Regions from separate parts of the Homo sapiens genome. Here all the other regions are linked to region 2. A link is a loop called in an ENCODE intact Hi-C map of the cell type or tissue named here. Cell type or tissue: GM12878. All regions are shown on one strand.

Evidence for each region. Peaks named below come from ENCODE experiments on the same cell type or tissue, not always from the same donor. Only the 100,000 strongest peaks of a DNase experiment are listed, where the experiment ranks them.
Region 1: it touches region 2 in a loop (3-fold over the local background); 47 of 110 quality-filtered maps call a loop at or near these places.
Region 3: a loop joins it to region 2, with 2.9 times the contacts of the local background. A loop is called at or near these places in 6 of 110 quality-filtered maps.

The regions. Positions count from the first base shown.
Region 1 is chr16:12,815,327-12,823,326 of GRCh38, reverse strand. No RefSeq gene overlaps it. Among named protein-coding and RNA genes, the nearest start is that of CPPED1, 15 kb to the right of the region's middle. RefSeq lists silencers at 3,713-3,792, 6,178-6,378. In GM12878, a CTCF peak has its summit at 3,786 (motif pointing right); a DNase peak (open chromatin) is centred at 3,846.
Region 2 is chr16:12,570,256-12,578,255 of GRCh38, reverse strand. SNX29 (sorting nexin 29) reads right to left here. Exons shown (of 21, transcript NM_032167.5): 21 at 3,969-8,000. All of the region lies in intron 1 of SNX29-AS3 (SNX29 antisense RNA 3), which reads left to right. Among named protein-coding and RNA genes, the nearest start is that of SNX29-AS3, 37 kb to the left of the region's middle. In GM12878, a CTCF peak has its summit at 4,285 (motif pointing left); a DNase peak (open chromatin) is centred at 4,712; H3K27ac peaks cover 450 bases.
Region 3 is chr16:12,641,815-12,649,814 of GRCh38, reverse strand. No RefSeq gene overlaps it. Among named protein-coding and RNA genes, the nearest start is that of SNX29-AS3, 35 kb to the right of the region's middle. In GM12878, no CTCF peak of the experiment used is centred here; DNase peaks (open chromatin) are centred at 2,734, 3,114 and 5,578; H3K27ac peaks cover 285 bases.

The DNA of each region.
Region 1 (8,000 bases), 250 kb before region 2:
TATACAATATTTCAAAAATATAAGCATCTAAGTGCCAATGATAGAAAAACATCAGAATTTTATTGGGCTTTCTCATCCTGATTTTGGTATTATTTCCATTACGAAGAAAGGGGCACTACGATTGCAGTTCTTGGGACTCTAAAAGCCTTGAGCCAGTGTTAGCTTCATGTAATTTTTAACATGGACTTGACCCAGGACATACTGTTTCCAAAGAACAGCTTCTTCTCATAAGGCAGGGACAAAACAGGAAAGCAAATCTCCTTGCTCTCTTGTTTTTGAATGTCTTTTGCTCTAATAATCTGTGTCAAGAACTGCATGGCTGAATGTCATACTGTGTTGTGCTTGCGGCTGTTGTGCACATTGTGATAGAGATGTTTACAACTGGATGGTGGGTTGTCACAGCACAGCACTGGGGACAGTGGCCAGCACTGCTCAGGAACACAGCTGAGGGCCGGGCGCAGTGGCTCTTGCCTGTAATCTCAACACTTTGGGAGGCCAAGGCAGGTGGATCACCTGAGGTCAGGAGTTTGACATCAGCCTGGCCAACATGGTGAAACCCTGTCTCTTCTAAAAATACAAAAATTAGCCAGACGTGGTGGTGAGTGCCTGTAATCCCAGCTAATCGGGAGGCGGGTCTTTCCCATGCTGTTCTCATGATAGTGAATAAGTTTCACCAGATCTGATGGTTTTAAAAATGGGAGTTTCCCTGCACAAGCTACCTCATTCTTCTCTTGTCTGCCGCCATGTGAGACATGGCTTTCACCTTCTGCAATAATTGCAAGGCCTCCCCAGCCATGTGGAACTGTAAAAACATTAAACCTCTTTCTTTTGTAAATTGCCCAGTTTCAGGTATGTCTTTATCAGCAGCATGAAAATGGACTAATACAGCCTCCTTGAGACTTCTCTTGTTTCCATTACCTAGCACGATTCCATCTAAACTCTTCTTTTCTGTGTCCTTTCATCCTTCTCATGTTCTTAACCTTAACCATCCTTAGCCATAGGTGAATATTCTCTGTCCTCAGTTCTCTGTTCTTCTTTTTTTTTCTTTTTTTTTTTTTTTTTACACTTACACCCATGATGTAGCTCAAGGGTTATATGGTTTGGCTCTGTGTCCTCACCCAAATCTCCCATCGAATTGTGATTTCCAGTGTTGGAGGAGGGACCTTGTGGGAGGTGATTGGATCATGGGGGCGGATTTCTCACTTGCTATTCTTGTGATAGTGAGTTCTCATGAGATCTGTTTATTCAAAAGTGTGTAGCACTTTCCCCTTCACCCTCTCGCTCTTCTGCTCTGCCACGGGAAGACGTGCCGGCTTCCCCTTTGCCTTCCGCCATGACTGTAAGTTCCCTGAGGCCTCCCCAACCATTCCTCCTGCACAGGCTGCAGAACTATGAGTCAATTAAACCACTTTTCTTCATAAAATTATCCAATCTCAGGTAGCTCTTTATAGTAGTGTGAAAATGGACTCATACAAAGATCTTACTATCATCTCTACTCATGTAATTTCCAAATCTGCACCACTAGCTCTGATTTCTCACTGGACTTGTATTTCCAGTGGATATAGAGGTGAACTATAGACACACTGAGCTGAAAGGAACTTTAGAGAGTGTTTAATCCAGAGACCTCAAACTGAATGGCTCAGGGGGCCAGGAAGGTAACATAAATATAAAGCAGGCTGGGTGTAGGTGGCAAATGGCAACTGATACTGGACCTCACCATCAGGAATACAATAGGGCATGGTGGGGGCTGTGGAAAAACAGGGGACCACATGTCCTATCTACAGGGATCAGCTTCTGCCAGTTTCTGGAGGCACAAGTCTGAGCTTTTGTGTATCATCTCCCAATTGTCAAATGTTGCTAGAAAATTAAAATGTAAAACCCTGTGTAGAATAAACAAACCATATCTGCTACCCATTTGCTCTTCTGATCTAACGCAGTGCCTCCATTATTTATTTATTTTTATTTTTTGAGATAGAGTCTCACTCTGTCACCCAGGCTGGAGTGCAGTGGTGCAATCTCAGCTCACTGCAACCTCCACCTCCCAGGTTTAAGCGATTCTCATGCCTCAGTCTCCCGAATAGCTGGGACTAATGGCATGCGCCACCACACCCAGCTAATTTTTGTATTTTTAGTAGAAACGGGCTTTCACTATGTTGGGCAGTTTGGTCTCAAACTACTGACCTCAAGTGATCCACCCACCTTGACCTCCCAATGTGCTGGGATTACCAGTGTGAGCCATCATGCCCAGCCAGTGCCCTCTTTTTTTAAAGATCAAGTGGCTTGGGCTCAGAAGGGTTATGTGATGGGTTCATTGTTCACATTTGGCAGAGCCATAACCAGAATTCGGCTTTTCTCACTTCAAAATCCCTCAAAATCTGCTTGTTCAAAAATTAAATCATGGGCCAGATGCAGTGGCTCATGCCTGTGATCCCAGCACTTTGGGAAGCCAAGGTGGAAAGATCGCTTGAGCCCAGGAGTCTGAAATCACCCTGGGCAACATAACAAGACTTCGTATCTACGGAAAATAATTAGCAGGTGTGGTGGCACCCACCTTAGTCTCAGCTACTTGGGAGGCTGAGGTGGGAGAATTGCTTGAGCCCAGGTGTTCAAAGCTGCAGTGAGCTGACATTGTGCCACTGGACTCCAGCCTGGATGACAGAGCAATACCCTGTCTCAAAAAATGAAGAAAAGAAAGGAAAAAAAGAAAACTAAATATTTTTCATTATTTCTTTATTTTATTTTATTTTATTATTATTTTTTTGATACATAGTCTTGCTCTGTCACCCAGGCTAGAGTGCAGTGGAGTGACCTTGGCTCATTGCAACCTCCGCCTCCCAGGTTCAAGCAATTCTCCTGCCTCAGCCTCCTGAGTAGCTGGGATTATAGGCGCACACCACCACACCCGGCTAATTTTTGTATTTTTAGTAGAAATGGGGTTTCTCCATGTTGGCCAGACTGGTCTCAAACTCCTGACCTCAGGTGATCCACCTGCTTTGGCCTCCCAAAATGCTAGGACTACAGGCATAAGCCATGGCGCCCAGACTCTTTTTCTTTCTTTCTCTTCTTTTTTTTAAGATAAAATTGACTTTTCCCAGTATCCCATTTCTAAGAGCAGAATCATTTTTTCTCGATTTTCTCAGGCTAGAAACCCAAGCCTGTGATTTCTGTCTTGCTGTCTTTCTCATTGCATCCCTCCCTTCATTTCTTCTTCATTCCGACTTCCAGACCCTTACATTTAGCCACTTCAGGGCTCAGTTGCTCTCCTCATGCTCAGTTCCTTTCAACCACAACCATGGTTTGTCTGTCTTAAAACAGCTCCTCTACCTAGCTGATACGGTTTTGCTGTGTCCCCACCCAAATCTCATTTTGAATTGGAACAGTCCCCACGTGTCAAGGGCAGGGAGAGGTGGAGATAATTGAATCATAGAGGCGGTTTCCCCCATAGTGTTCTCGTGGTAGTGAATAAGTCTCATGAGATCTGATGGTTTTATAAATGGGAGTTCCCCCGCACACGCTCTCTTGCCCGCCACCACGTAAGATATCCCTTTGCTCTTCCTTTGCCTTCCACCATGATTGTGAGGCCTCCCCAGCCATGTGGAACTGTGAGTCCATTAAACCTCTTCCCTTTGTAAATTACCCAGTCTTGGGTATGTCTTTATTAGCCGCATGAAAATGGACTAATACACTAGTACTCAAGGTTCTCCACCATCTGGCCCCATTAACCACCCAGGGATGTATTCTCTTCCCTTCCCTCCTCGCACAGTCTGTTACCCACTCTCACCTCCAGGGGGCGCGCAAGACCCTCCTCCCTTTCCGCCAGTTGACTTTGTTGACCAAAGATCGCAATTGAGCCACATTAAGGGGATGAAGGCAGAGCACAAGATCAGAAGTAAATTCTGATTCCTCCCCCTCTTGAAAGCATCCTGGCCAGTTTCATCTATTTCATACAGGTTAAATAATGTATTTAACATTTAATATAAATTAACTTATTTTAATTAATATAAATTAATTTAATTAATAAATTAATTATTGATGTAAATTAATGTTTAATGCTGATAATAATAACAGTTACTTTTTTTATGAGACAGAGTCTCGCTCTGTTGCCCAGGTTGGAGTGCAGTGGCGCGATCTTAGCTCACTGCAGCCTCCCTCTCCAGGGTTCAAGCAATTCTCCTGCATCAGCCTCCCTAGCAGCAGCTGGGATTACAGGAACGCACCACCATGCCTGGCTAATTTTTGTATTTTTTGTTGAGACAGGGTTTCACCATGTTGGCCAGGCTGGTCTCAAACTCCTGACCTCAAGTGATCTGCCTGCCTCCACCTCCCAAAGTGCTGGGATTGCAGGCGTGAGCCACTGTGCCTGGCCCAGGTACCATTTTTGAGAGCTAACCACGTGCAGGTCAATGTGTGTTTTCCTGCAGTTTCTTATTTCATTTCCCCCAAAACTCTATGAAGTATTTCATTTTGAAGATGAAGACACTGTGGTTGAGAAAGACTAGGGGACTTATTCAAGGTTATATGGCCAGTGGTGGGGCTGAGATGCTACCCAGTTCTGTGGCCTCCAAGCTCTCAATCTACGTGTGATGCCTTCCCACAGCCCTGGTGGTGGGACCCACGTCTAACTTCTTTGCATCCTTCACGCTGCCTCAGATTTCTCATCCATCAAATGGCAACAATAACAATCTGTATTAGTTTCCCATGGCTGCCATTATACAGTACCACAAACTGGGTGACTTAAGATAGCAGAAATAGACTCACTCTCATATCTGGAGGCCAGGAGTCTGTGATCAAGGTATTGGTGGTGCCATACTTCCTCTAAAGGCTCCAGGGGAGAATCCTTCCTTGTCTTGCCTCTTCCTAGTTTCTGGTGTTTTGTTTTGTTTTGTTTTGTTTTGTTTTTGAGATGGGAGTTTCACTCTTGTTGCCCAGGCTGGATTGCAGTGGTGTAATCTCGGCTCATTGCAACCTCTGCCTCCCCGGTTCAAGCAATTCTCCTGCCTCAGCCTCTCAAGTAGCTGGGTCTACAGGCTTGTACCACCATGCCCAGCTAATTTTGTATTTTTAGTAGAGACAGGGCTTTTCCATGTTGGTCAGCCTGGTCTTGGACTCCTGACCTCAGGTGATCCACCCACCTCAGCCTCCCAAAGTGCTGCGATTAAAGGTGTGAGCCACGACGCCCAACCAGTTTTGTTTTTTTAATGGTCTTGCTCTGTTGTCTAGGCTAGAGTGCAGTGGTGTGATCTCAGCTCACTGCTACCTCTGCCTCCTAAGCTCAAGCAATTCTCCCGCCTCAGCCTCCTGAGTAGCTAGGACCACAAGTGCACACCATCACACTCAGGTAATTTTTAAAATTTTATTGCAGAGACAGGTTCTCGTTATGTTGCCCAGGCTGCAATTCTCCCACCACAGCTTCCCAAAGTGCTGGGATTACAGGCGTGAGCCGTCATGCTGGGCCCTAGATTCTGGTGTTTTCTGTTATCCTTGATATTCCTTGTCTTATAGATGCATCCTAGCCACACACTCTAATCTCTGTGGTTGTCTTCACATTGCTTTCTCTGTGTGTCCTCTTCTCTTCTTAAAAGACATCAGCCCAGGCACGGTGGCTCATGCCTGTAATCCCAGCACTTTGGGAGGCCTAGGCAAGAGGATCACTTGAGCCGAGGAGTTAAAGACCAGCTGGGCAACATGACATCCAATCAGAAACTCCCAGAGTGAAGTCTTAGGACGAATATGCTTGAAAAGCTCCCCAGGAAATTGTAATGTGCAGCCAGGATTAAGAACCACTAATTGAGACTAATATGCTCAGAGTCTGAAGAGAGAAAATCCAGAATCCTGATGTTGGAGTGCCTCTAGCTACAGACCTTATTTCTCCAGAATATTATATCCTCAATTAAAAAAAAAAAAAAAAAAAAAACAGGCTAGGCCAAGCCTGGTGGCTCACGTCTGTAATCCCAGCACTTTGGGAGGCCGAGGTGGGTGGATCACTTGAGGTCTGGAGTTTGAGACCAGCCTGGCCAAAATGGCAAAACCCCATCTCTACTAAAAATACAAAAAAAAAAAAAAGAAAGAAAATTAGCTAAGCATGGTGGCAGGTGCCTGTAATCCCAGCTACTCGGAAGGCTGAGGCAGGGAGAACTGCTTGAACCCAGGAGGTAGAGGTTGCAGCGAGCTGAGATTACACCATTGAGATTACACTCCAGCCTGAGTGACAGAGCAAGACTCCATCTCAAACAAACAAACAAAATCTAAAAAAAAACAAGCTAGTGCTTTGGGAAGATAAAAACCAGCAAGACTTGACAGATTCAGACATGTGTTCCTTTTCTTAGGAAACAAGAGAAGGAACACTCTATAATTTTTTTGTTGTTGTTTGTTTTTTTAAGATGGAATTTCACTCTTGTTGCCCAGGCTGGAGTGCAATGATGCAATCTCGGCTCACTGCAACCACTTCCTCCTGGGTTCAAGCAATTCTCCAGCCTCAGCCTCCTGAGTAGCTGAGATTACAAGCACCTGCCACCACGCCTGGCTAATTTTTGTATTTTTAGTAAGGAAGGAATTTCACCATGTTGGCCAGGCTGGTCTCCTGACCTCAAGTGATCTACCCACCTCAGCCTCCCAAAGTGCTGGGATTACAGGCATGAGCCACCGTGCCTGGCCAAAAATTTTTTTTAGAAGATATCAGTCATTGGATTTAGGGCCCACTCCAATCCAGTATGAGTATTAACTTGATTACATCTGCAAAGACCTGTCTTACAATTAAGATCAAATTCACAGGTTCTAGATGGACATGAATTTTCTGAAGACACTCTTCAATCATTCAATCCTATGCATAAAATTTCAAGACTGTGGTGAAGCTTAAATAGGACTCTGTATGAAAAGGTATGTATCCCAGTGCCCAGTGACTCAGCAGTGTATTGCATTTGTCTCCTCACACCAGCAGCAATAGGCTGTATTGTTCACTTGCCATTCACTTGACTCAGGTGCTTGGCTTATTTTATTTTATTCTTTTTTTTTTTTTTTTTTTTTTTGAGACAGAGTCTTACTCTATCACCCAGGCTGGAGTGCAGTGGCATGATCTCAGCTTACTGGAAGCTCCACCTCCCAGGTTCAAGTGAGTCTCCTGCTTTAGCCTCCCAAATACCTGGGATTACAGGTATGCGCCACCACGCCTGGCTAATTTTTTTTTTTTTTTTTTTTTTTTGTATTTTTAGTAGAGACAGGGCTTCAGCATATTGTCCAGGTTAATCTCGAACTCCTGACCTCAAGTGATCCACCCGCCTCGGCCTCCCAAAGTGCTGGGATTACAGGCATGAGCCACTGCGCCCAGCCAGTTGGCTTATTTTAGAGTGTGGACAAGCAGTTCTTCACCCTAGCTTCATATTAGGATCACCTGGGACATTGAAAGAGCAATGCTGAGGTCTCATCCAAAACTCATCCAATCAGAAATTCCCAGGGTGAAGTCTTGGAACGAATATGCTTCAAAAGCTCCCCAAGCGGTTCTAATGTGCAGCCCGGGTTGAGAACCACTAATTGAGACTAATATGTTCAGAGTCCCAAGAGAGAAAATCCAGAATCCTGTTGTTGGAGTGCCTCTGCGTACAGACCTTATAGTCCAGAATATTAAATGCTCAATAAAAAACCAAGCTAGTGCTTTGGGAAGATAAAAACCAGTAAGAGCTGACAGATTCAGACATGTGTTCCTTCTCTTAGGAAACAAAGCACAGTTATGATGTTAGCAAACACAGGATTTGGTTTCAATCAAACAGTGCCCAGCAGGGGGAAGATAGAGAAAGAAAATGAAACGCAGAAAGGGTTGCATGTATCAACAGTGTTTTCCGACAAAACTGGTGGCTTTCAATTTTGCCCTGGCCCCCAGTGACAAAAATGTCATCCTGAGAGGGCCAGAACAGACTACAGTTACTTTGCAAGAATATATGACAAACAGCAAGGCAAGAGGTGGGGGTTGAAGTATGTAAAATTCTGTTGTTGTTATTCATTGTAAA
Region 2 (8,000 bases):
CTCCTCCTGGGGCCTCTGAGGGCGGGTGCCCCGTGCCCCTCTCCTGGCCTGTCATGGTTGCCGGCACTCCTGGACGCACCTTGGGTTGTAGCTGCCACACGCCAGTCCCTGCCTGTCTTCACAAGCTGTTTTCCCTCTGTCCAGATTTCCCCCTCCTGGCAGGGACACCAGTCACTGGATTGGCACTCACTCAAATACAGTGTGACCTCATCTTGATGACATTTGCAAAGACCCTCTGTGTCCAAGTAAGGCCACACTCAGGTTCTAGGCAGGCATGAGTTTTGGGGGACACTGTTCAACCCCCTGCCCCTTGTAAGGTCATACATTCACAGGTTTCGGGGATTTGGGTGTGGGTGTCTTTGGGGCCATTGTTGGGTCTGTCACAGATGGCATGTCACAGATGTATGCAGACTCTAGGAGGAACACTCCGTGTGGAGAATCCAGGCTGCCTCGGCCTGTCAGTCAGTCATCAAGGTTCTCAGAGGTCCCGCTTCACACACAATGATGCCTCAATTACCCATCACTTACATGCATGTCGGAAAGAATCCTCAGAATCCTCAGCTATAGATGGTGGGGCATTAGCGCAGGCTTTGAGGCCACTCTCAGGGCAAGTTTCTATGACAGCCCCCCACATCCCTGCCCCTTCATAGCAGATTTTAGGGTTCGGTTTTGTTTTGAGACGGGCTTGCTTTGTTGCTCAGGCTAGAATACAGTGGTGTGATCACAGCTCATGGCAGCCTCTGCCTCCTAGGCTCAAGCGATCCTCCCATCTGTCTCCTGAGGAGCTGAGACACAGGCATATGCAACCACACCTGGCGTGTGTGTGTGTGTGTGTGTGTGTGTGTGTGTGTGTACATGTGGTTGTGTTTTTTTGTAGAGATGGAATTGTTACTGTGTTGACTAGGCTGGTCAAAATTCCTGGGCTCAACTGATCCAACCCATCTTGGCCTCTAAAAGTGTTGGGATTGCAGGTGTGAGCCACTGCACCCAGCCAATACTTTTTAAAGCACTGTCTGCCACGGCAGAGGTCACCAGGAGCAGAGCAGGGCAGGAGTCCTACGGAGGATTGTGGTCGAGTGACTGATCCAAACCAATGTTAAAGGTCGCAGTGGTTGCTGCGTGGAGAGGAGCCTGAATGGCAGTGTGATGGCACGGGGGGTGACTGGGGAGGACAGTGTGGCACCCACATCATGAGAGGCAATGGCAGCTTTGACCATGGTGGTGGTGAGGCGTGGAGGGTGCTGGAAGCAGTCGGATCTAGATCTATTTCAGGGGTGGAACCAAGGGCAGTAGTGCACCTTACCTGTCTTGCTCACTGCCGTGTGCCCGGCAACTGGTATACAGTAGGTGCTTGTTTCTTAAGGAAGTGAATAAATAGGAACCTGGTCAATTACGAGGTAGGGGACAGGAAGAGGCAAGGACTGGTGGCCTCCACAGCTGCTGAGATGGAACCTCTACTTCCTGAGCTGGGGAGTCACGGGTAGGAGCACTTTTGGGGCAGAAAACAAAAGATGCCTTTTAGTTTGGTTTGAGATGCTCATGAAGTGATGCAAATGGAGTGTTGGTTAGGCAGTCAGAGATGAGGCTGACATAGGTTTGGGAGTTGGGTCCACAGAGCTCTGTTGCCCAATACGGGAAGACACCAGTCATACAGGACACTGAGTCCTTGAGATGCAGTTCGTCTGAGCAGAGCTGTGCAGTGCATAAAATAACACACCAGTTTGGCAGACTTAGTACCCAAAAATGGAAAATAAATCAGTAAGATTCAAAAGGATTGCGTGTTGAAATGGCAATGTCTTGGATGTATTGGGTTAAATGAAATAAACTATTACAATTATCACCTGCGTTTTAAAAATATTTTTAATGGGGCTACTAGAATTTGTTTTTGTGAAACAGGATCTCACTCTGTTGCCCAGGCTGGAATGTAGTGCTATGATCACTGCTCACTGCAGACTTGAACTCCTGGGCTCAAGCGATCTACCTGTCCTGGCCTCCTGAGTAGCTGGGAAGACAGGAGCATGCTACCATATGTGGCTAATTAAAAAAAAAAAAAAAAAAAAAAAAAAAACTGGGCCGGGCACGGTGGCTCACTGCTGTAATCCCAGCACTTTGCGAGGCCGAGATGGGTGGATCACGAGGTTTAGGAAATCCAGACCATCCTGGCTAACATGGTGAAACCCCATCTCTACTTTAAAAAAAAAAAAAAAAATTAGCCAGGCATGGAGGCATTTGCCTGTAGGTCCCAGCTACCTGGGAGGCTGAGGCAGGAGAATGGCGTGAACCCAGAAGGCAGAGGTTGCAGTGAGCTGAGATTGGTGCCACTGTACTCCAGCCTGGGCGACAGAGCAAGACTCCGTCTCAAAAAAAAAAAAAAAAATAAAAAAAATAAAAACAAAAACAAAAAAAACAAAAAAACCTTGTTAGAGACAGGGTTTTGCTATGCTGCCCAGGCTGGTCTTGAATACCTGGCCTCAAGCTGTCCTCCTGTTTCGGCCTCCCAAAGTGCTGGGATTACAGGCCTGAGCCATTGCACCTGGCTGAAAATTTTAAATGGCATACATGGCTCACATGGTATTTCTGCTGGACAGCGCTGATGGAGGTGGCATTGGGAGGGTCACTTAGGATGGTGCAGGACAGGAGCAGCAGCCTGAAGACTGCCTTGACGTCCCTCTGCATTCCCCTAAGTGCGGCCTCCTGACTTAATGCCCATGGCAACGCAGCTGTGGGGTGCCTGGCATAGTGCCCACATCACCCCCACCCCCAGACAGAAATGGTTACGCATCGCCTCCATCTGTGACAGCCCACAGCAGCCTTTGCGCAGCCGGGCTTTAAGAGCCACCTGCAACAATGCCCTTCATGCGGCCCTGGTGGGAACTGACTTTATGCCTGGATTCTCATCCCAGGAGCCTTTCTTTTCTCTGTTACCATAACTGGGTTAAAAATGTTGCCTATTTTGTTGCAGGGTCTGAGTACTTAAGCCAGTGTAAATTATTTGGGAGGTGTGGGGGCAGTGCAGAGTTTCTTTTCATCCTTTAGGTCTCAGCTTAAAAGTCACTTTAGCCAGCCAGGTGTGGTGGCTCACACATGTAATCCCAGCACTTTTGGAAGCTGAGGTGGGTGGATCACTTGAGGTCTGAGTTCGAGACAAGCCTGACCAACATGGAAAAACCCTGTCTCTACTAAAACATAAAACTTTAGCCAGGAGTGCTGGCCCATGCATGTAATCCCAGCTACGCAGGAGGCTTGAGGCAGGAGAATTGCTTGAACCCGGGAGGCGGAGGTTGTGGTGAGCGGAGATGGCACCTTTGCACTCCAGCCTGGGCAACAAGAGTAAAAAACTGTCTCCAAAAAAAAAAGCCACTTTAGCCAAGAGGACCCCTTGGCCTTAGCCCCATGGCTCTCCACTGGCCCCCCTCCCCCCAGGGGACCTCTGGCCATGTCTGGACATCTGTCTGTTACAACTAAAGGGGTGCCCCTGGCCTCTAACAGGTGGAGGCATCCTACAATGTACGGGACGGCCCCCCACAACAGAATCATCCAGTCCCCAATGACAGCAGTGCCTAGGCTGTTGAACGTAGATTCTTGGTTGGGACCAAGAATTTCTAATTCCTGTCACTCTTGCAATATTTACTGTGGTCTGAAATTATCCGGATGGTTGACTTCTTAAAAATCTGTCTGCTTCATGTCCAGTGCGACTCCAACAGTACACCTTACCTGTCTTACTGCTGTATGCCAAGCACCTGGTATACAGTAGCCGCCTAATAATTGTTTCTTCTAGAAGTGAATACATAGGTACCTGTAATGAGGAGTGTTTTCTGTATGAAATTTTAATGCTGCATTGCCAGTTTATCCAAATCTGCCTAATTAACTCAAAATGAGATTCTGCTCCATTTCAATTCAGTTGATCCACGTGTATTAAGTTCACCTCAATCTCCAGTTGTTGAAAAAGAACTGAGACAGAGACCATCCACTGAAGTATCTAATTTATAAAATGTCACAATTTGTGTCATTGTAAAGAGGTTGATCTCAACCAGGTTGTAACAAAATTTCCACAGCTTATTCCAAAAGAAAATTTTAATACAAGAGATCTTAAAAAATTAAACACATTTGTTTAAAAATCCTATTATGTAAACCTTAACATAAGAGGGTAGTTAAGATAATACTACAGGTTTCAGGGCGTTTCCACAGACTTCTAGACCTTATGTACACACAGACTATCAGACTCTAGATATGTGGCCTGCTTACCCTTAAGGGGGTGCACTGGGAGCCGATCATGGGCGCCCCCTAGTGGGGTTACCATCGCTCCTCCATTCAAAAAAGACTCGCTTCTCTAAGAAGTCGGTGTCAGGTGAGTAAGCGTTCTACCTGACGGCTAAGCCAGGGATGAAGAGAGGCCAACATTCTTCTTAGGATGAGTCCTGGATAATAAAAATTCCAATTAGCTCTACCCCCATCCCCTTCACTCCGGGAAATTAATGGTCTCTGGGGTCACTGAGCGTTTAGTAGCTCTGGGTGCAAATGTACGATCCACCATTCCGTGTGCTACTGTCCTCAGTCCCAATTTTTGCAAGGGCATCCTCTGTCTTACCTACACTGACAGTGAATGAGTGGTGGTTCCCCTTGCCGTTCATGGAGACCAGCGGCAGAGCTGAGAAAATTTGAGGGGAAGTGGGGGAAGCCTGGGTGAGTGGTTTTCCGGTTAGGATGGGAAAACACTTACGCACCAGTAAGAACTAAATCCCTGGGCCTCTTAAACCACCAGTGAATCTAGAATCTTCCGCCAGCAGCGCTGCTCCTTAATGTCATAGGCTCAACTATCTTATTAAGGAAGCCAGATTTCTTTTTCACTTCTCTATAGAAACTAGCTATAAGGAAGGATACGCAACTTGGTTGCTGGGATTTAGAAGTAACTGTCTACTCCATGACATAATTCAGAGTACCCAAATCGGGCCCATAAGATGGCAATGGCTCATGGCTAGAGTGAGGAATACCAGAGATGACTGATCGAGGTACATTTCAACAACCATGGGATGAACTGCGGGATCCGGTCTGCCTAGAGCCGGGAGACCCTGGATGGCTACACCCTTACTTCTATTGACCAAGGAGCTGAAGCTTTATTTTGGAAACAAGATCAAGATTGTGTATTAGAAAAACATAAAGATGAACTTTCTTGGCACAGAAATGAGATAAAATATACAGTGCTACAACTGCAGAATTAGCACGGACGCCAATCTAAAAACAGCAAATATTTAACAGTAGCTTTAATGAATTAATGCACAATATTTTGAAAAATCTTTGACCTTGCTCATAAGCAGATGCCTGCCTTGAAGAAACACTCCAAGTCTGCCGTGATTCCGAGCGAAATGCCAAGGCAGAGTCAAGACAATCATTACCTTTAGGGCTGAAACCTGGGCATGAGGCTGCCCCTTCTGGGATGCCTCCTAACCAGTCTGATGTACTGGGGAAGGAGGAGTGAGGTGGGGTCTTCCTCGGGTCCCAGAAGCTGAAAACCCAGCCCTTCCTTTGCCATCAGTTCTGTGCCAAGGCTGGAAGATGCTGCTGGAGTGCAGGGCTTCCCCCGTGTGGGTGCTGCAGCTCACACAGGAGCTTGGTGGAGGAATGAAGGATGGATTCTGGGGGTAGCCGGAGGGGAGGGGGCTCACTGGGAGCCCAGAGAACATGGCTGGACCTCCCTGTGAGGAGCCAGATGGTGTCGCAGCCCCCTGTGGGGGCTTGAGCACGTGGAGCAGGAAGGCCGAGGCCTGGAACCCCAAGAACTGGTCCTCAGGGTTGGCAAAATGTACCATGCAGAACCAAGAGAGGCAGCCACTGCCGGCCTGGGCCACAGAGCCCTGCCTCAGGCTGTTGGGATATAAGCCGCCTCCAGAAGGCAGAGCCTGCTGTCCATCAACCAGGCAGGCTGGTGGGCTTCACTCCTGTTTCCAACCTGGATTGTGATCACTGGCCCCAGTACTTGTTAGTTGCATCAGCTACAGCCATGGTATCAATCCACCTGGTGTAAACGACTTTCAGGAGCCTCTGGTTTTTAAAGCACAATACTACCTGCCATGGTTCTAAGAAATTACATGGTTATCAAAATTGATCTTAATAAGCTCCAAAGTATGAAGCAGGGCCAAGGGCTGTGATCAGACCCAGTCCACATCCCTCCCCTTCCTCTTCCTAGATCTTGCAAGATGGTTCCCTTGTTTACAACTCCACTGGATGATCCCTTTTATAGCCAGCAGCTCCCTAGATGCAACTGGTGACTGGATGTGAAGATGGCTACCACCATAGACTGTAAGAGCCTCTTCCCTGAAAGTGTCTTCCTTCACCAGGGCCTGCCAGTAGAGAAATGCAGGGGGCTTTGAACCTCAGCTCCAAACTCTAAAATGCCTTGCCAGCAACGTGATTGGAGCATACTGCTAAGTGGGAATCAAAGAAGCTGGAATTTCACACTGATTGCAGGAAGAGTGGCGGAGAAGGTTCTGTCTCAGATCAGGAGTGGATGGTTGGGCTAGGTTTCTAGCAGCCTTTAAGCTCCCTCCCTTAGAAGCTTTTGTTGTCTCTCAAGGAGAGACACCTCTGCCCAGCCCTACCGTTCCTGAGTCGTCTTTCATCTGGGGGAGAAAAAAAGATGTGAAAGATGGAACCTGCTGTTCTGTTTCAGCACAGCAGGCCATGAAGACAGAAGGATTCGGTGTGGATTCTTCCTCCCAGCAAAGGGTGGTCCCAGGAATCCAAGGCCCTTGAGAGGTGGGCCACCCTCGTTCCTCTCTGAGTAGGGGAGGGGGCTTCTGTTCTCAGATGTTGTTTGAAAATCTCCGAGTAATCTTAGAAGAAGACAGATGTGAGGTGCAAGCAATCCTTTCCTCAGGGGTGTCTTCGCCACTCATGGATAAGGTCGTGGCTTAGCCCTCAGAATTGAATCCAGGCTGACAGGCAGTTGACACATTTCCAGGGTGTGGAATTTGGGCACCAGGTTTCAGCCACAATTCTGCTAGGCCTGGGTGTTTCTGCTCCATAACTCCAGGAACTGGGAACCCTGCCAGTTGTTTGTTGCCTGAAGTTCATCCCACCACACTAGAGAGCAGGACGGGATTCTTCTGAGCAGCAAGATGGACCCAATCATTGCAGAACATTCTATGGGATTCCAAAGGGAAGGCTTCGGGGAGTTGCTGTCATGTGCGGGCCACCAGCATTTTTAGAGTGAGAATGAGAGGAGATGGTCTGGATCTGCGAGATGACTCGACTCTACGGTCTGTGCATGATCATGGGGGAGGTACCAGGAGCAGGCAGCTGGGGATGGTCCCCATGTGGCTCCCAGGAACATGCTCTCATTTTGGAGAGCAGACCAGGTTTTTTGTGAATAATTCAGTATTATAAAAGTAGGAGGCAGTTTCTCCCACCAGTTCAATACCAGCTGAGAGCATACTTGTTTCTCACGGGTTAGTATCTCTCAGCAATGGGGGACTGTTGCATTATTATCATGTGCAGAATGTCCAAGGTGCTTCCTCGTGGGGTATCTGGAGAGAGACCAATTCACATCCTGTGCTTTGGGGGCAGGTGTCAGAAAAGGTGCAGGTCATAAGCCTGGGCCCAAGGGAATGTCACAGATGGGGGAGGTTCCTTTATCCAACAGAGAACAGGGAGATGACCTCCAGGGTAGCTACCCAGGCCAGGGAGGCACTCCTGAGACAGTCTCTGAGCTGGCATCAAACACCTACTTCAAAATGACCGATGTGGCATAAACCCAACCTAAGGGGTCATGACATACAGCAGATTGAGCTTTTAGACGTTTCCTGCCTCAGTCCATTAGGGCTCTCTATTTAGAGTTGCCAGTCATGTGAGCTGATGTGCACTCTGGCCTTGGAATTTCAGATAAACCATGTGTATTGCAGCAATGTTGGCAGGTGAGTGGGAGGGAGACCAAGTTGCCTTTACAGGATGTCTCGGGTCCTCCACACTCGCAAACTGACTGCAGGGTCCGCACCTCCATACAT
Region 3 (8,000 bases), 72 kb before region 2:
ATGCCAGGGGTGTCACAGAGGGCCACAGAACCCAAGTCAAACCAAGGATGTGTATCCCAGGCTTCTCGTTGGATGTATTAGCAGAAGATCTCTTTCCACTGGAGTTCGCTGGAAGGGGTGGTGCATGTTTGGAACTGGTGGGGGATCCCACCTAGAAGAGAGCTTACCAAGGAATGTAGCCATCATAGAAGAAACTAGGGAAGAGAAACAGGGAGAAGAGAGAATAAGAAGAAAGAAGCAAGGGACCAGAATGAACCCCTGGGTCTAGCCATACCTGAAGCTAGTCAGTGCCTGGCTGCCAATAACTTTCTTTCTTTGCTTCAGTCAGTTTTCTGTTGTTTGCAAACCAAAAGAGGCCTGATTGCTACAACATTCCACAATGTTGATCTCAAGTCCCATTTCTTGTCCATTCTACCTCTGCAACTGACTCCCATAAGCCAGAGCTAGAGGCTGGGGAGGGGGTTTTAGGCTTGACAAGGGAGTATGTTTTTTGTTTGTTTTTTTTTTTTGAGACAGAGTCTTACTCTGTCGCCCAGACTGGAGTGCAGTGGTACAATCTCGTCTGACTACAGCATCCGCCTCCCAGGTTCAAGTGATTCTCGTGTCTCAGCCTCCCAAGTAGCTGGGATTACAGGCATGTGCCACCACACCCAGCTAATTTTTGTATATTTAGTAGAGACAGGGGTTCATCATATTGGTCGGGCTGGTCTCGAACCCCCGATCTCAGGTGATCCCCCTTGGCTCTTGGCTGGCTGCAATTCCTTACTGGCCAGAGGTCTTTGTTTCTTACCTGCATCTCTTCATAGGCTGCCTTGAATGTCCTCATGACCCCATGACATGGGGATTGGCTTCCCCCAAAGTTAGTGATCCAGGGGAGAGAGAATCCTCAAGATGGAAGTCGTCGTGTTTTAAAACTTAATCTTGAGAGTGACATACCATCACCTCTGCCATATGCAACTGGTCACAGAAACCAAGGCTGGTACAATGTGGGAAGGGATCACACCTTACAGGGTGTAACAGCAGGAGGTGGAGAACATTGGGTGCCATCTTAGAGGCTGGTCCCACAGTCAGGGAGAAAGACAGTAATCAAACATCACACTAACACATATGTCATTGCAAACTGAGCTATGTGCTCTCAAAATACAGCCCATGGTCCTGTGAGAGCATAAAACAAGGGGTCCAACTTAGACGTAGGTGGAAACCAGAGATGAAATTTTGACATCGCCTCTAAGGGATGAGTTGATGAGAGCGGAGGAAAGGAAAAAGGGCATCCTAGGCCATTGGTTCACAACCTTGGTTGCTCATTGGAGTCATCTGGGGAAATTTAAAGAGTACTGTTGGCCAGGCATGGTGGCTCACGCCTGTAATCCCAGCACTTTGGGAGGCTGAGGTGGGTGAATCACCTGAGGTCAGGAGTTCAAGACCAGCCTGGCCAAGATGCTGAAACCCCGTCTCTACTAAAAATACAAAAACTAGCTGGGTATGGTGGCACATGCCTGTAATCCCAGCTACTTGGGAGGCTGAGGCAGGAGAATCACTTGAACCCGGGAGGCGGAGGTTGCGGTGAGTCGAGATTGCACCATTGCACTCCAGCCTGGGCAACAAGAGCGAAACTCCATTTCAAAAAAAAAAAAAATACTGTTGCCCACACTGCCCCTCCAAAGACTCTGATCCAAATGGTCTGGGGTAAAGCCTGGGCATTAGGATTTTTTTAAGCTCCCAAGGCGATTCCAATATGCAACCATGTTAGAAAACAGCTGTTCTAGGATAGGGGACCACCGGCAGAAATGTCTGTTACCAGAGGGAGACTAACATGCTTGAGGAACTGAGGGCCAGGAGGGCTGGAGGGTAGAGAGTGCAGGAGAGTGACGTAGAGTGGGGACGAGAGGTGGGCAGATGGTGGACCTGATGATTCGCCTCAGAGGACATGTTAGGGAGGCTGGGCTTGGAGGGTACAAGGACGATGGGGGAGTGACATGATCCAATGGGCATTTCCAAAAGATGCCTCTAGCTCAGGTTCATGAACAGATTGGAGGGGAGCCCAAGGGTGGGGGTACCATTCTGGAGTGATAGAACCTTGGTCCCAATGGTGACAGGTGATGAGGACTTGGACTAAGGCAGTGACAGCAGGTGACAGCAATATGGTGGGCAGAGTCAAGAGTTCTATGTTGGCTGGGTGCAGTGGTTTATGCCTGTAATCCCAGCACTTTGGGAGGCTGCGGCGGACAGATCACAAGGTCAGGAGTTCGAACCAGCCTGGCCAACGTGGTGAAACCCCGTCTCTACTAAAAATACAAAAATTAGCCAGGAGTGGTGGCACGCACCTGTAGTCCCCAGCTATTGGGGAGGCTAAGGCAGAAGAATTAGTTGAACCTGGGAGGCGGAGGTTGCAGTGAGCCAAGATCATGCCACTGCACTCCAGCCTGGGGGACAGAGTGAGACTCTGTCTCAAAAAAAAAAAAAAAAAAAAAAAAAATTCAATGTTACCAATTCTTATGATCCAATCAAAACCTTTGATTTGACAGATGGGAAAGTGAGGTCAGAGAGATGACAGGGCTCATTCTAGATAATTCCATAATAGGATAAAGCAGAAGGAAAGAGAAACCAACTTGGCCCTAACAACCTGTGGTTTAAATGATAAACAAGACCAGAGGAGAAGAGAAAAGGAAATGAGGATGAGAGCATCAAGCAAAGATAAAAGAAGACACATCCAACGCACACACATACACACATGCTCGCATGCTCACAAATGAGAAGACCAAAAGGTCAGTGGCAAGTTGAAAAATAGATGGTGTAATTATAAAGCTGTCTGAAATGCCAGCCAGGGTCAGCCCTGTGACCCGTCCTTCCGTGCCTGGCAGGGACACTGGGGGAGGGCTGGGGAAAGCTGCCAACCTGCTTGACATTCAGCTTCTATGGCGGTGGGTGGAGGGAGCGTTCCATGCCATGCCTTGCCTCTGTTCTCCATGGCAGAATCTGGGACTTTCTCTCCAAGATAGCCGAAGCCTGTTGACAGCCTGTCCCAACTCTGTAGTCACGTGGAGAAAGGTTATTTCCAGCACCCCACTTTTAGCCACACATTAAACAGATGGGGTCCTTCCTTTTCCGTTGGTAATGATCCCCTGCCTCTAAAGAGGTGACTTTTTAGTGTCTTTCTTGAGAAAAGGAAATGGTGACTCACATCTCACCAGCCTGAAATAATTAGCTTCAGGCAAATGCATGTAGATATGGGTAAATACTTTAAAGTGAAGCCTTCTAATCAGTAGTCTCTACGTTTATCAGGAAACAAGCAGATGGTGTGAGGTTTTCTAAAAAACACAGAAATCAGAAACAAATAGTTCCATGACATCCTGGGTTAGACAGATCATTAATTGGGTACTAAATTCTACCGAAGGCTTAGGGAAGAATATATCATTCTGAAATGTTAGAGCTAGAAGGACCCTCTAAGAAAACGTAGTCTAGGGATGGCCAATAAATGACACTCTCACCATCACATTCCCCCTCATACCCACACCAGGCATTAATAATCTGTCACAGAACTACTGACCGCTGAGTCCTCCTAAAGACAGTATTCCAGGCATGCATTATCAATCACGGTTATCACCCAAGATCTGCATTGTCTTTATATAGTAAAATAAAATTTTAAAATTCAGTGCCTCAGTTACACTAGCCACCTTTCAAGTACTCAATAGCCACATGTGGCTATTGGATAGCACAGAATAGAACATTTCAATCATTGCAGAAAGTCCAGCTGGACAGCCCTAGAACCATATTTCCCAAATGGCAGTCATGTTTAATATATCATCTTCACACTTTTTGCCACATTGACTTGTTTTATTTATTTATTTATTTATTTATTTATTTATTTATTTTTATTTTTGAGACAGAGTCTCGCTCTGTTGCCAGGCTGGAGTGCAGTGGTGCAATCTCAGGTCACTACAACCTCCACCTCTCAGGCTCAAGAGATTCTCGTGCCCCACCCTCCCGAGTAGCTGGGATTACAGGCACGCGCCACCACACCCAGCTAATTTTTGTATTTTTAGTAGAGACGGGCTTTCACCATGTTGGCCAGGATGGTCTCAGATTCCTGACCTCAAGTGATCCGCCTGCCTTGGCCTCCCAAAATGCTGGGATTACAGGTGTGAGCCACCGCACCCGGCCACACATTGACTCTTTTTTACAAAAAAATTATCTAATAAGTAAATGTTTAAAATTATCAAAGGAAATGGAAAGCTAGTTTACTTTTTTGTTGTTGTTTTTTTTTTGAGACCGAATCTCACTCTATCACCCAGGCTGGAGTGCAGTGACACGATCTTGGCTCACTACAACATCTGCCTCCTGGGTTCAAGTAATTCTCATGCCTCAGCTTTCTAAGAAGCTGGGATTACAGGTGTGTGCCACCACACCTGGCTAATTTTTGTATTTTTAGTAGAGATGGGGTTTCATCATGTTGCCCAGGTTGGTCTCAAAGTCCTGACCTCAATGATCCACCCACCTCGGCCTCCCAAAGTGCTGGGATTACAGGCATGAGCCACCACCCCCAGCTAAGCCTTTCTTATTGATTTTAAAGTACCATGAGTTGCACACTCTCATGATTAGCACGGATTGGAACAACCATGAGAGGAAGAGGAGTTTGCTCAAGGTCAATAAACAAGAATGGTGAGAGGAAGGGGGATGGCATGTACACACACACAAACACACATACACACACACACATGCTCGCAGAGGCATTGCAAACAATGGCTATCGGGTCGGTTCAGGTCTAGACTTCTCCAAATTAGATAATGTCTGAGCCTCAGTTCCTTCATCTGTAAAATGGGGAAGGGTGGAACAATCTTGAAGGATCCCTGGAAGTCAGATTTCTCAACCTCAGCAATGTCAACACTTTGGGCTGTATCATTCCTTGCTCTAGGGGCTGTCCCATGAGCTGTAGGATCTTACCCTGGCCTCTATTCACTGGATGCCAGTAGCACTACCCCTCCCCTGGTTGTGACAACCAAAAATGTTTCCAAACATTGCCCAGTGTCCACTGAGGGGCAAATTCACCCCTGGTTGAGAACCACTGCTGAAAGGATGAGAGATGATGTAAGTAAAATAGTTCACGGTGCCTTGTACATAGTAAGTGTTCAATTAATCATCACTGTTGTTGTTGTTATCTGTATTCATATTTTCATTTGGAGCAGGGTCTATTGTCCCCACTTTACAGGTAAGGAAACAAAGCCAGAGCCAGGCTTTGAGCAGAGTTCTGAGTGTTTCCAGCATCTACCTTCCCACCGCACTTGAGGCAGCCCTGCCTAAGCTTGCATAATCTGGACTCCACTGTATACCCCACATCAGCTCCGAAGGACCCAGGTGGTCAGAAAAGAGGTTTTCTGCATTTGAACCGGTTTTCTGCACTTCCATCCAGCCAGTGCATCAGACCAGGCTGATGCAGAGAGCCTCCCTGGAGCTCTCAAGAAATTTCTCAGCAATGCCAGTGTTTGTCCCCCATCTTGAGGCTGACGATGATGCCAAGAAAAGCACAGCTTCTGACCCACAGGAGATGACGTACTGAAGTTTTCAAATTGCTTTATTGCCTTCAACTGCAATGAACTTATCTGACCTCTCAGTGCCCGTGAACAACGTCCCTCTTTCGATGAGCTCATTGGGGGCCAGGATGGTGACTTCCACAGTCAGGGCAGGGCACCGGGGCTGCACTGTGAGGCTGCCTCTTCTGTGTTGATGTTGACTTCCTGAGCTTTATTTGCTCATCCCACGAAATCCACATTGCAACACCCGGTCATATTCCCCCCCTCCACACTCATCCCTCTTCACTTGGTTTTGGACCTATTGCTCTACACTGATATTTTTGCCACAAGAAGCTCTTTGAGCAAAACAGGGCTAGTCTTTAAGTCAGGATGAGAAACACCATTCACTCCCTGCCGTCTTAGCAATTCACAATGCACAGTAGTTCACTAAAGGACCTAAGATGTTCCACAGTAAGGTAATTCATCTGACTGGGTTGTTTTGTTTTGTTTTGTCTTTTTGTTTTTGTTTTTTGAGACAGTCTTACTCTGTTGCCCAGGCTAGAGTGCAGTGGCGTGATCACAGCTCACCAAAGCCTCAACATCCTGGGCTCAGGGGTCCTCCTGCCTCAGCCTCCCAAGTAGCTGGGACTACAGGTGTGCGCCGCCACCTGCCTGGCTATTTTTTTGTATTTCTTGTAGACACGGGGTTTCACCATGTTGCCCAGGCTGGTCTCAAACTCCTGGGCTCAAGCAATCCTGCCGTCTCAGCCTTCTAAAGGGCTGGGATTACAGGTGTAAGCCACCACACCCAGCCCCCATCTAACTGTTTTAAAAACAACTTTTCCTAAGTCGATTTCATCACAAACTCTTTTCCACCATGGTGGCACAGATTGGCTAGCAGTTCATTCAATCCACTTCCTTATTCCAGACACCCCGATAGACAGTCTCCCTTGCAGTTCAATGCAGCCACACGATAGAGTTCTAGCAAGTGGGACAGGAGATGAAGTGACAGGCACCTCTTCCAGGCCTGCCTCGTACACACACCCCATACAGTGCTTCACTCGCTTTCCCTGTCTGCCAGCTGAGTAGAGTGGACCCATGGGAATGAGGAAGTCAGAGCCACAGATGGAAAGAGCTTGAACCCTCGAAGCACCGTGTGGAAGGCTGACTGCCACACACTTGCATGGAACTGTAATGTGTGCCATTGATATGGTGGGATGTTTTATTACTGCAGCTGCCATTACTCGTCCTGACTACTTGCGATGAACTGTTTGTTCCCCCCAGCCCAAATTCATATATTAAAGCCCTAACCCCAATGTGGCTATATTTGGAGATGGAGCCTCTAAGAAAGTAATTAAGATTAATTGAGGTCAAAAGGGTGGGGCCCTGATCTGATAGGATTTGTGTCCTTATAAGAAGAGACACCAGGTTGGGCTTGGTGGCTCACACCTGAAATCCAAGCACTTTGGGAGGCTGAGGTGGGCAGATCAAGAGGTCAGGAGTTTGAGACCAGCCTGGCCAGCATGGCAAAACCCCATCTCTACTAAAAATACAAAAATGAGCCAGGTGTGATAGCAGGTGCCTGTAATCCCAAGCTACTCAGGAAGCTGAGGCAGGAGAATTGCTTGAACCCAGGAGGTGGAGGCTGCAGTGAGCTGAGATCATGCCACTGCACTACAGCCTGGGCAACAGCAAGATTCCATCTCAAAAAAAAAAAAAAAGAGAGAGAAGTGATGACACCAGGTTGGGCTTGGTGGCTCATGCCTGAAATCCAAGCACTTTGGGAGGCCAAGGCAGGAGGATCTTTTGAGGCCAAAAGTTCCAGACCAGTCTGGGCAGCACAGCAAGATCTCATCTCTACAAAAGAAGAAAAAAAATTAATTAACTGGACATGGTGGCATGCACCTGTAGTCCTAGCTACTCTGGAGCTTGAGGCAGGAGGATCACTTGAGCCCAGGAGGTTGAGGCTGCAGTGAACTATGGTTGTATCACAATCTTGGTGCAACAGATTGCACCAATCTGCTGCTCCAGCCGGGGCAACAGAGCAATACTCTGTGTCTAAAAAGATTTTTAAAAAGCAGAGACACCAGAGTGTCTGCTCACTCTCTTTGTCTGCACGTGCACCAAGGAAAGTCCAGGAGAGGACATAGCAAGAAAGCAGCCATCTGCAAGCCAGGAAGAGATTAAGTCACAGAAAGTGAATTGGCCAGCACCTTGACCTTGGACTTCCAGCCTCCAGAACTGCAAGAAAAAAAAAATCTGCTGCGTAAGCCACTTAGTCTACGATGTTGTGTCATGGCGGTCTGAGCAACAAATGCATTACTACAACATGTGACACACAAAAAAATCAGTGTGATCAGTGTTTTCCAGCTCACACTGTGAGAATGTGTGCCTTACACAAATAGTTCCCTTCAAAGTGAACATTCAGTGGTATTTGGACAGGCCCCACAGGTAAATGTTCACCGAGATCCACACGGTGTCCAAAATGTAGCT